Regions from separate parts of the Homo sapiens genome. Here regions 1 and 3 are each linked to region 2. Evidence: chromatin contacts called from ENCODE Hi-C data. All regions are on one chromosome and are shown on one strand. Each heading gives the region's core, a stretch centred on a gene start or an enhancer-like site at or near the end of the contact. The rest is flanking DNA. Distances are from core to core; before and after follow the strand shown. Region 1 overlaps DNAH6 (dynein axonemal heavy chain 6). Region 2 overlaps LOC105374843 (a long non-coding RNA gene). Region 3 has its middle 31 kb from the start of KCMF1.

Region 1 (3,256 bases), core at 693-3,192, 1.2 Mb after region 2:
ATTGGTAGGTTTCCCTCTGCTTCTTTTGCCGCCCCCTTGTAATATATTTGTTGAAACAACCAGACTGTTTGTCCTGTTAAGTTTCCCAGAATCTGGATTTTATGACAGCACTGCTGTGGTGATTTTAAATATATTCCTCTCTTCCTGTAAGGGGTGGTTAGATCTAGAGGCGTGACTACATTCAGGTTTGAGGTTTTTTTTCCCTTTTTTTTTTTTTTTTTTTTTTTTTTTTTGAGATAGGGTCTCATTCTTTTGCCCAGGCTGGAGTGCAGTGGTTTGATTATGGCTAACTGCAGACTTGAACTGGACTCAAGCGATCCTCCTGCCTCAGTCTCCCAAGCGGCTGGGACTACAGGCGTGTGCACCACACCTTGCTAATTTTTGTATTTTTTGTAGAGACGGGGTCTCGTCATCTTGCCCAGGCTGGCAGGTTTGAGTTTTATGGCAAGAATAATTCTTAGGTAGTAGGTACTTCTATCAGGAAGCACATTATGTCTGATTGTCTTTCTTTTTTGGGATATTAGTGGCCATTGATGACTACTACATAGGACTACCCCTCTTTTAAATAGCTGAAAAAGAGTTTCTTTTGATCCTTGTACAAGATGGGGTTTCTGTCACAGTTTCAGATAATGTTAGTTTGTTGGTCCCCTCTCCTTACTGATTTGTAAGAATTCTTTATGCCAGGCTTCTATAGTTTGGATGTTTGATCCCTCCAAATCTCATGTTGAAATTTGATCCCCAATGTTGGAGATGGGGCTTAATGGAAGGTGTTTGGCTGATGGGGGTCAGATCCCTGATGAGTAGATTAATACTCCTTGGAATGGGGGGTGAGCTGTCACTTTATTAGTTCTTGCGAGAGCTGCTTGTTAAAGAGTCTGGCGCCTCCCTCCCATCTTGCCTACTTCCTCTCTTGCCATGGGACCTCTAAACACCAGCTCCCTTTTGTCTTCTGCTATGAGTGGAAGCATCCTGAGGCTCTCACCAGAAGCAGATGCTGGCACCAGCCTGCAGAACCATGAGCCAAATAAACTTTTCTTTAAAGTTACTCAGCCTCAGGTATTCCTTTATAGCAACACAAACACAAACAAAGACAGTTGGATTTTTTTTTTTTAATTGAGATGGGGGTTTCACTATGTTGCCCAGGCTGGTGTTGAACTCTTGGGCTCAAGTGATCCTCCCACCTTAGCCTCCTGAGTAGCTGGGACTACAGACACATGATACCACACCTGGCTAGACAGCTGGATTGTTTTCAAAATAGAAGGTCAGTGATGATTAATTTAGCGCCTCTGTATGTTCAAAACTGTCTTTATTCACTTCCCTTTTGAAAGATGGTTTGGTTGTGTTTTGAATTCTGGTTCAAAGGTATTTTCCCTCAACCCTTTGAAGGTGATTCTCCATTATCTTTTTATATGCACGGTGGATAATGGGAGTTGACTGATATCAATCTGATTCTCATTCTCTGGGATTTCAGTTCCAGCATATATTATACATTGTCTCTTCTCTTTGGTTATTTTGAGCATTTTTTTTTTTTGGTCTCTGACAGTCTTAAGTATCACTTTGGTATATCTAGGTTTCTTTGAAGATTTGATTACTTGTAGGTTGCTAAAAATCATTCCTTCCACTTTGTGAGACCTCACAATCTAATGATTCAAGTGTTTCTTTAGTTTTGGGAAATTACCAGCCATTATTTTTTCAAACATTCTCTCTCCTCCATTCTTTATTTTCTCCTTTCAGGTTACCTAGAAAACAAGAAAAATGTTGCAATTTCTGGCTCCTTCCACAGGGTCACTTCTTTCCCCTCTCACTGTGCTGTATTCAAGGCGATTTTCCCAGTTCATTCTCTCTTCTCATTCTTCAGCTGTCCCTTGGTGTATCTGTTGAGGTGGCTTTCTTTCTGTCTGGTTTCTTTTTTCAGGGCTGTATCTCAGTTTCAGATGCACTCAGAGTTTTGCATCAGGGCTGTCCATTTATTCATTTGTTTATTTACTTATTTATGATGGAGTTTTCGCTCTTGTTACCTAGGCTGGAGTGCAGTGGCCCAATGTTGGCTCACTGCAACCTCCGCCTCCCAGGTTCAAGTGATTCTCCTGCCTCAGCCTCCCAAGTAGTTGGGAATACTGGCACCCGCCACCATGCCTGGCTAATTTTTTGTATTTAGTAGAGACAGGGTTTCACTATGTTGGTCAGGCTAGTCTTGAACTCCTGACCTCAGGTGATTCATCTGCTTCGGTCTCCCAAAGTGCTGGGATTAAAGGGGTGAGCCACCTTTCCCGGCCTATTCATTTATTTTAAAATTTCTTTTATGATGAGTAAAAATGGATTTAGTGAGAAAAAAGAGATTTTCGTGTCTATTCAGGCCGCCATTTTGAAAGTGGAAGTCTCTACTTGTTAAACTCTATTTTCTACTCCTTGGATTCTAATAGAAGCAAGAATTAATTCTATAATATTAATCTATACTCAGAACAAATAGAATTTATAATTACATTTACGAATTTTGTATGTTATAGGTGGCTTCATTTTAAGTCTAGTTTATTGGCCCAAGGGAGATCTTGAGCCAATCACAGCTTAGTGTTTGGACTTTGATTGAAGATTGCATTTGGTCATTATTTGAACTAATCTTAAGAACATCCTCACCTGTGGTTGAGAGTGTTCCTGCCCGGGCTCCTGTTTTATAAAGTGGGCAGTGGTAAAGTGTTGGGCTTGGCTTATAGTTTTGTTGTGGTTCAAAATGCACCACAGGCAGCACTGGATTCATCTGTCCGGGCAATGCATCTTCTATCACCATCTCCTTATCATCCCATCGAGAAGCATCCATGAACATCCCATGAACAAGAACACCATCCTCAGGAGAGGGCAACTGAAAGATACCCACAAGTCTCAAAGTGAGATGGGGGAAAAGGGATCAGCAGGTGTGAGCCACTTCCTATGTCCCACATCCTCACCAGGTAATTCTAAAAAACACTCTATACATTGCTGTTATTATTCACATTTTAGAGAGGTCAATCCTGAGGCTCTGAGAGGCAAAAAAATGTAATAATAATGTGATGACTTTTCCCCTTTTCATGGGAGGTGGAGGAGTACTGAGATCATCGTCTGTTATTCTTAGCAAGGTTTTTCAAGGATTTGGATGCCCTCCTAGAAGACAGATTATATATCTGCAATAATATTTGCAGAGTGCCCATGGACAATTCCTTTTTGTTCTTTCTCTCTTTTTTAAAAATTATGCTTACTTTTAAATGTTTGTATTAAATAAGAA
Region 2 (3,159 bases), core at 642-3,141:
TGGCCGGCAAGAGGAAAGCTCATGTTGCTGATGGGGTGGAAGCCAGGATCTGCAGGCCTGGGAAGGGGCTGATAAGGGGCTGCTCTCACTGCTCAGGGGACAATGAGCTTAGTGTGGGAGGGCTGGGCTGTTGCTTTCCCTCAGGGCTCCCAAGAGAGGTTTCCATGGCACCCAGAAGCTGACTTGGCCACAAGTGTCAATGAAGACATTGTGTGGGGGTTCTTGAGCCCCACCTCTCTCATGGGGTGGGGAGGAGGGGGTGCGAGGCAGGGGAGCCGTCCCTCTAGTCCTGCAGATGCCCCTGTGTACTGTGCTATGAGATGGGACTGGGGCCTCCAAAGATACCCACCTCCTTCCTCTTCTTCAGGAAAGGGTGGAGCTGTTGGGGGCCTTCCCAGGGCAGACACTATATGAGATCCCGAATCCAGGCATGCGTTCCTCAGGAGCTGCTCACCTGGGAGAGGGAGGCAGACAGGTGACACATGCCCTCTTTGTACCTTTTTCCCACACTGAAGCCAACAGGTTGTGTCCCTCCTCTACCAATTCACCTGTAGGAATGACAAGACTCAGCCGGGGTGACAGAGTGAGACCTTGTCTCTAAATTTATTAATTAATTTAGCTTGGAGACTCTTGCATGCCTCACCTAAACACTGGTCAATCCATGGGTTGGCCAGTGCCCCTTGACCTGGGTAGCTTGGGTCAGACAAGTGAGTGGGGTCATGACACTCTCTCTCTCAGGAATGTGGCCTCCAAGACTCAGAGGGAAATTGCCTCTCGTGGAGACACCGGTTCCACTTGGACTAGGCATGGTGCTACCCAGACTCCTCCAGGACTGAAGGGCCTGCACCCCAGTGGTTGTCCCTCAGCTAAGCCCTCTTTGGGAGCAATTCAGCCCAAATCCAATGACTGGTCAATATAAAGGCATAAAGGCCAGGTACTCTTGTCCCAACTCAGGGCAGCTGTCAGCGTCCAGCCCAGCTCCAGCGCTCCTCCAGGGCTTGGCCAAGGTCTTTGTTGGGACTGTATCACAGCCCAGTTTCTCCCACCGCCACTCCCTCCTTCTCCTTGTGTGTCCTGACTCCAGGGCACACAATAAACTGTCTGCCCACCTATGTCCATCTTAGAGTGTTTCCCAAGGAACAGGAAAGATGCCACAGGGAGGGCAGGAAAGAGGATGCGTAATTAGGCCTCTCACAGGTCTGCCCCTTCTGTCCCAGCTGACTCCTGCCTCTTCTGCAGGGGGTGGGGTGGAAGCAGTGCCTCCACCCCCACCTCTGACCTTCCTGCCTGTCTGTCCTAGAGAACGTTTGCCTGGCTCTCAGGGTCTCCAAAGGAAGAAGTCAAATAAGTCACAGAGAAGCAAGGCCAGACATGATATTGCCTCTCTGGGCCTTAGTTTCTTCATCTATAAAATGGATCACTGCCACTTACTTTGCAGAATTTAGAGGAAGATCCAGAAAAAGAACATAAAGCTACTAGTTTAAGGCTTTCTTATTCTGCTGGGTCTGAAGTCAGTCATTGATGGGCTAGAAAAACAAAAGAGCCCCAATGATCGTCATGTACAGTCCCAAAGATTCCCAGGACAATGGCCATCCACTTCACCATTTCCCCTGGAGTGAGTGCGCTTAAGGACTCAAACACTACCAGTGACTCTCCTTGACAGATGGCATCATCCATGCCAGGCGGTGCCCCGAGCCCTCTTCATCCTCCTTGTGCCCACTCATTCTGCAGAGAAACAACCGGAGGTCAGGGAGACTCAGCCGGGGTCACACAGCTGGTACACTGTGGAGCCAGTCCCACCCAAGGTGCGACACCCCCAAGCTTTGGTTTGGGTAGAGCCACTGCTCTCACTTCCTCCCCATTGCAAAAGGGACTCAAGGTGGGAATCAGGGTCAGCTGCACCCTGAGAGGAACTTACCTGATTTGCAGCCAGGGATGCTCCTCTCATCTTTTGGGGAACTATTGAGAAAGGAAAGACGTGCCCAATTTCCCAGGATTTCTCTGAATTCCTGGATATTTACTCCTCAGATTTCACATCTGGGGGATGCAGTGATGTGCTGAAGCTAGCTCATACCAGCTCAAAAAAGCTGACCATGCTCCTCTCCTCACAGTTCCACGTCCACACCTTCATGTTGGTCACCATGGTGGGAGTAGGGACACCATGAGAACTGGCAATTCTACCCATCAGGGATTTAAGGGCTTTTGTTTTCAGAGAGCTGTGGTTACACACTGCCCAGCACACCCCTGGGTGGGTTCCTTAGGACCCCTAGGGAAGTAGTCCCAGCTACTCAGGAGGCTGAGGTGGGAGGATCGATTGAGCCCAGGAGGTCGAGGCTGCAGTGAGCTGTGATTGTGCCACTGCATGCTAGTCTGGGCAACAGAGCAAGACTCTGTCTTAAAAAAAAAAAAAAAAAGATGCATTCTCTTTATACATGTTACACTTTAAGTTTTTGGAGGAAGAAAAAAAGAGCATTTTCTTTTGAAGTTACTCACATTTTAGTGGGGATAGAGGCCAATAATGCCACTGGCTCCAATGATAAGAGTTTTACTAGCTTTTCTAGTTTTTTGCTAGTTTTTCTAGAGGGCCCAGGGGAGCCAGGGAGATACCCTTTGGGCTGTGGGGTTTCATTTTGGTCACATGTCTCATTTCTGCCTCTGATTCTGCTAGTTCTCAGAACCACTAATATTCTGCCCTACATGTTAGGGTCTATTTTTAGAACTTCCTCTTGACAGCACCACTCCTATCTTGTGTCCACAGAAGGGGATCCTGACTCAGCACAGGGTTCTCGGGTGTGCGGATCCCGGGCTGGGCCTCTTGAAGACCTGTGTGGCCCTTGAGCCCTCAGCTTACTTTTTTTTTTTGAGATGGAGTCTTGCTCTGTCACGCAGGATGGAGTGCAGTGGCGCGATCTGGGCTCACTGCAACCTCTGCCTCCTGGGTTCAAGTGATTTTCCTGCCTTAGCTTCCCAATATCTGGGATTACAGGTGCCCTCCACCATGCCCAGCTAATTTTTGTATTTTTAGTAGAGATAGGGTTTCACCATGTTTGTCAGGCTGGTCTGGAACTACTGACATCAACTGATTAATCTACCATGGCCTCCCAAAGTGCTGTAATTACAGGCGTGAGCCACCACGCCCAGCCCCTCAGCTTCTTTTTT
Region 3 (3,167 bases), core at 607-3,106, 1.1 Mb after region 2:
GATCCTCCTGCCTCAGCCTTCCGAGTAGCTGGCACTACAGGTGTGAGCCACCACACCTGACTAATTTTTATATTTTTTGTGGAGATGGGGTTTTGCCATGTTGCCCAGGCTGGTCTCCAACTCCTGAGCCCAAGCAATCCACCCACCTCGGCTTTCTAAAGTGCTGGGATTACAGCGTGAGCCACCACACTGGCCAATAAAGCCAAATCTTAGCTCCTAAGAAGTTCACAGCCAGAGTGGGGAGAGTGACTAAACAAATGACCATGGTGAATTTCATAACTTCAGATGAGAAAGGTATAAAGGAAGAGCTTTGGAAGGAGAGAGCTGCCCCCTCCTCCAGGGGCTCACTCACCTGTGGGCTCTGTAGAAGCCCTCTGAAAAGCAGTTTCTCAGCACAGTGAGCTCGAAGTCGTCTCCATTCACACCTGGAGCACCGCCCTGTATTGCAAATGGGAGGGTAAAGTTGGTGTAAATTTTATGGAGGGCAATTTGGCAATAACTAACAAAATTTTGCCACCATTTTCTCTTCTAGGACTGCTTCTTTCCTTGCATGTGTATGAAATTACATTTGTATAAGGTGTTGCATGGCAGCACTGTTGGTAATAACTAAGACTGGAAGTAACCTCTGTGCTCAACATAAATAACAATGATGGTGCAACTGCATAAAGAAATACTATGCAACTATAAAAAAAAGAGGAACCTCTTTAGGTACTGATCTGGATCATTCCAAGATATCCTGATATATGAAAAAGCATGTATCTGAACCCTGTTATATTAATAATATGCTGCCTTTTGTAGGAAAAAAAGGAAAAAAGTATATATATGCATACACACTCATATAATTTGTATATGTATAAACTAGCTCTGGAAGGAAACAAAAGAAACCAGTAGATCCTCTGGGGAAGGGAACTGGGTGTCCCAGAGTGGGAAACTCCACTGTGTATTCTTTTTACCATTGGAATTTTGAACTTATTATGTTTTGTTTATTTATTTACTTATTTATTATTTTTTTGAGACGGAGTCTCGCTCTGTTGCCTAGGCTGGAGTGCAGTGGTGCCATCTCGGCTCACTGCAAGCTCCGCCTCCTGGGTTCAAGTGATTCTTATGCCTCAGCCTCCCAAGTAGCTGGGATTATAGGTGCCTGGCTAATTTTTCTATTTTTAGTAGAGACGGGGTTTCGCCATGTTGCACAGGCTGGGATTTCAGGTATGCGCCACCACACCCTGCTAATTTTTGTATTCTTAGTAGAGACAGGGTTTCACCATGTTGGCCAGGCTGGTCTCAAACTCCTAACTTCAAGTGATCCGCCCACCTAGGCCTCCCAAAGTGCTGAGATTACAGGAGCAAGCCACTGTGCCTGGCCTGATTTTTTAAAGAGCTCCCTCCCCCAGTCTCCCTAGCTGAGATTGGGGGGTGAGGGCAATTTGCATCTCAGGGAAGGTATGCTGGTCTCATTTCATCTCAATGATCCTTTATCTCCTCCACCAGAAAGCCCATCTTTGGTCATTTCTTTCTTCACATTGACTTGGCATAAACTTTTAACGTTATCAACAACTGCTTAGCCTAATATTAGCTTTCATTTCCCTTCTCCTTCCCACAGAAGGCTTTGTGCTTTCACGAACTCCCGGTTTGGTCAGGCTAAGGTTCTGGATTTCAGTCTTGGCTCTAGCGGCCGGCAGCTGTGTGGACACTCTACCATCTCAGTCTTTATTGCTTGACAATTGTAGCTGCTTTCAGCAAAGTTTGTTAAGCTCAGGGGCTGTTCCAATTGTCAGTTCTTCCTCCTCTGGTGGGGAAAGTCCCCTTTAAAGCCACGTGCTTAAAACTGAAACCTGCAGGCCATCACAAAGGCGGGGTCTCCACACCCATCTCAGCTCCACCAACTGCAGGCTCCCAAGTACCTCTTACACCCTTGCTGATGACCGCCCTTGGAGGAAGTTCAAGGCCAAGGTGGCTTGAGAAACCCAGCTCTTGGCAGTTTCTAAATCTAGATTAATTTTCCCTCCAGAGAGGAAATTTTGTTGGTTGCAACCTGGTTGCTGCCATGTGACCAGGCTTGGCCAGTCCAGATCTTCCCCCAGGTAGAAGGATCTGGATAGACTGACGGCAGACAAATAGAGACTGTTCTCAGCAGCCACGGCAGTAGACTGCAGACTGCAGCCTTAAGTAACCACCCCCCACCCCTACCCTCATCCCCTTCACTTTCACCACTACCCTTTCACATCACCACCATCATAATCACTACCCCTGCCGTCACACCAAGGTCACCTTACAACTCCATTTGTCTAGCAGAGACTTCACTGAAAGATTGGGGTAATAACTAAATAACTGCAGAGGATGAACATGGTCATGTATCTGTGTAGCTAAAGGAACAGTCCCAGTGCATCCCATGGATCTGAGGGAGGCCTAAGGAGCTCTACCAGGAACATCCCTTCCCTGCAGACCTGCTGGTGGGTCCGCAGCTCAGCAAACTAGAAAACTGTGGACACGGCTGGGTGAGGTGGCTCATGCCTGTAATCCCAGCACTTTGGGAGGCCGAGGTGGGCGGATCACCTGAGGTCAGGAGTTTGAGACCAGCCTGGCTAACACGGTGAAACCCCCATCTCTACTAAAAATGCAAAAATTAGCTGGGCATGGTGGCGGGCATCCCTACTCAGTAGGCTGAGGCAAAAGAATTGCTTGAACCCGGGAGGAGGAGGTTACAGTGAGCCGAGATTGTGCCATTGCACTCCAGCCTGGGCAACAAGAGTGAAACTCCGTCTCAAAAAAAAAAAAAAAAAAAGAAAAAAATAACTGTGTAGACTCTGACACTGTGGCATAAATATAAATGTACCCTAACATGCATGGGAACTTGTTTCTAACTTAGCATGTAGCGTGATGAAATGAAAAATAAGGTCTGTTATACCACATAAGGGTTCAGTTAAAGTCTTACCTCAGGATGTTTCTCCTCTGGTTTCACTTTTTAAATGAGTAATAAATCACACGTGTCATCTTTATAAGAAACTCCAGGATAGAGTTTTATTATTTTTTTTCTGGTCTTATATAAAAAAGAGTTGTACTTCTTTAGATTCAGGAGTGTGCCTTTTTTTTTTTTTCTTTGAGACAGGGTCTCATTCTGTCTCCCAGGCTGGAGTGCAGTGGTGTGACCACAGCTCATGAGGCATCCT

Evidence for each region. A loop is a pair of places that touch in the nucleus more often than their neighbours do. Pooled maps may share reads with other maps.
Region 1: a loop to region 2 is called in a map with no recorded cell type, with 16 times the contacts of the local background. The contact joins two enhancer-like sites. A Hi-C loop is called at or near these places in 4 of 37 single-sample maps with no recorded cell type and 4 of 50 pooled maps.
Region 3: a loop to region 2 is called in a map with no recorded cell type, with 7 times the contacts of the local background. The contact joins two enhancer-like sites. A Hi-C loop is called at or near these places in 5 of 37 single-sample maps with no recorded cell type and 4 of 50 pooled maps.

Annotation. Positions count from the first base shown.
Region 1 is chr2:84,815,462-84,818,717 of GRCh38, reverse strand. DNAH6 (dynein axonemal heavy chain 6) reads right to left here. Exons shown (of 77, transcript NM_001370.2): 76 at 2,635-2,857. Among named protein-coding and RNA genes, the nearest start is that of TRABD2A, 64 kb to the left of the region's middle. RefSeq lists a silencer at 1,118-1,267 and an enhancer at 1,418-1,467. Within about 2 kb of position 1,942, at least 2 of the 41 ENCODE cell types and tissues checked have a DNase peak (open chromatin) inside an H3K27ac peak, as active enhancers do.
Region 2 is chr2:85,993,708-85,996,866 of GRCh38, reverse strand. The region is part of intron 2 of LOC105374843 (a long non-coding RNA gene); the gene reads left to right. Among named protein-coding and RNA genes, the nearest start is that of ST3GAL5-AS1, 110 kb to the right of the region's middle. RefSeq lists enhancers at 2,326-2,505, 2,546-2,735 and a cis regulatory region at 2,476-2,989. Within about 2 kb of position 1,891, at least 20 of the 41 ENCODE cell types and tissues checked have a DNase peak (open chromatin) inside an H3K27ac peak, as active enhancers do.
Region 3 is chr2:84,938,485-84,941,651 of GRCh38, reverse strand. No RefSeq gene overlaps it. Among named protein-coding and RNA genes, the nearest start is that of KCMF1, 31 kb to the left of the region's middle. RefSeq lists an enhancer at 1,634-2,143. Within about 2 kb of position 1,856, at least 13 of the 41 ENCODE cell types and tissues checked have a DNase peak (open chromatin) inside an H3K27ac peak, as active enhancers do.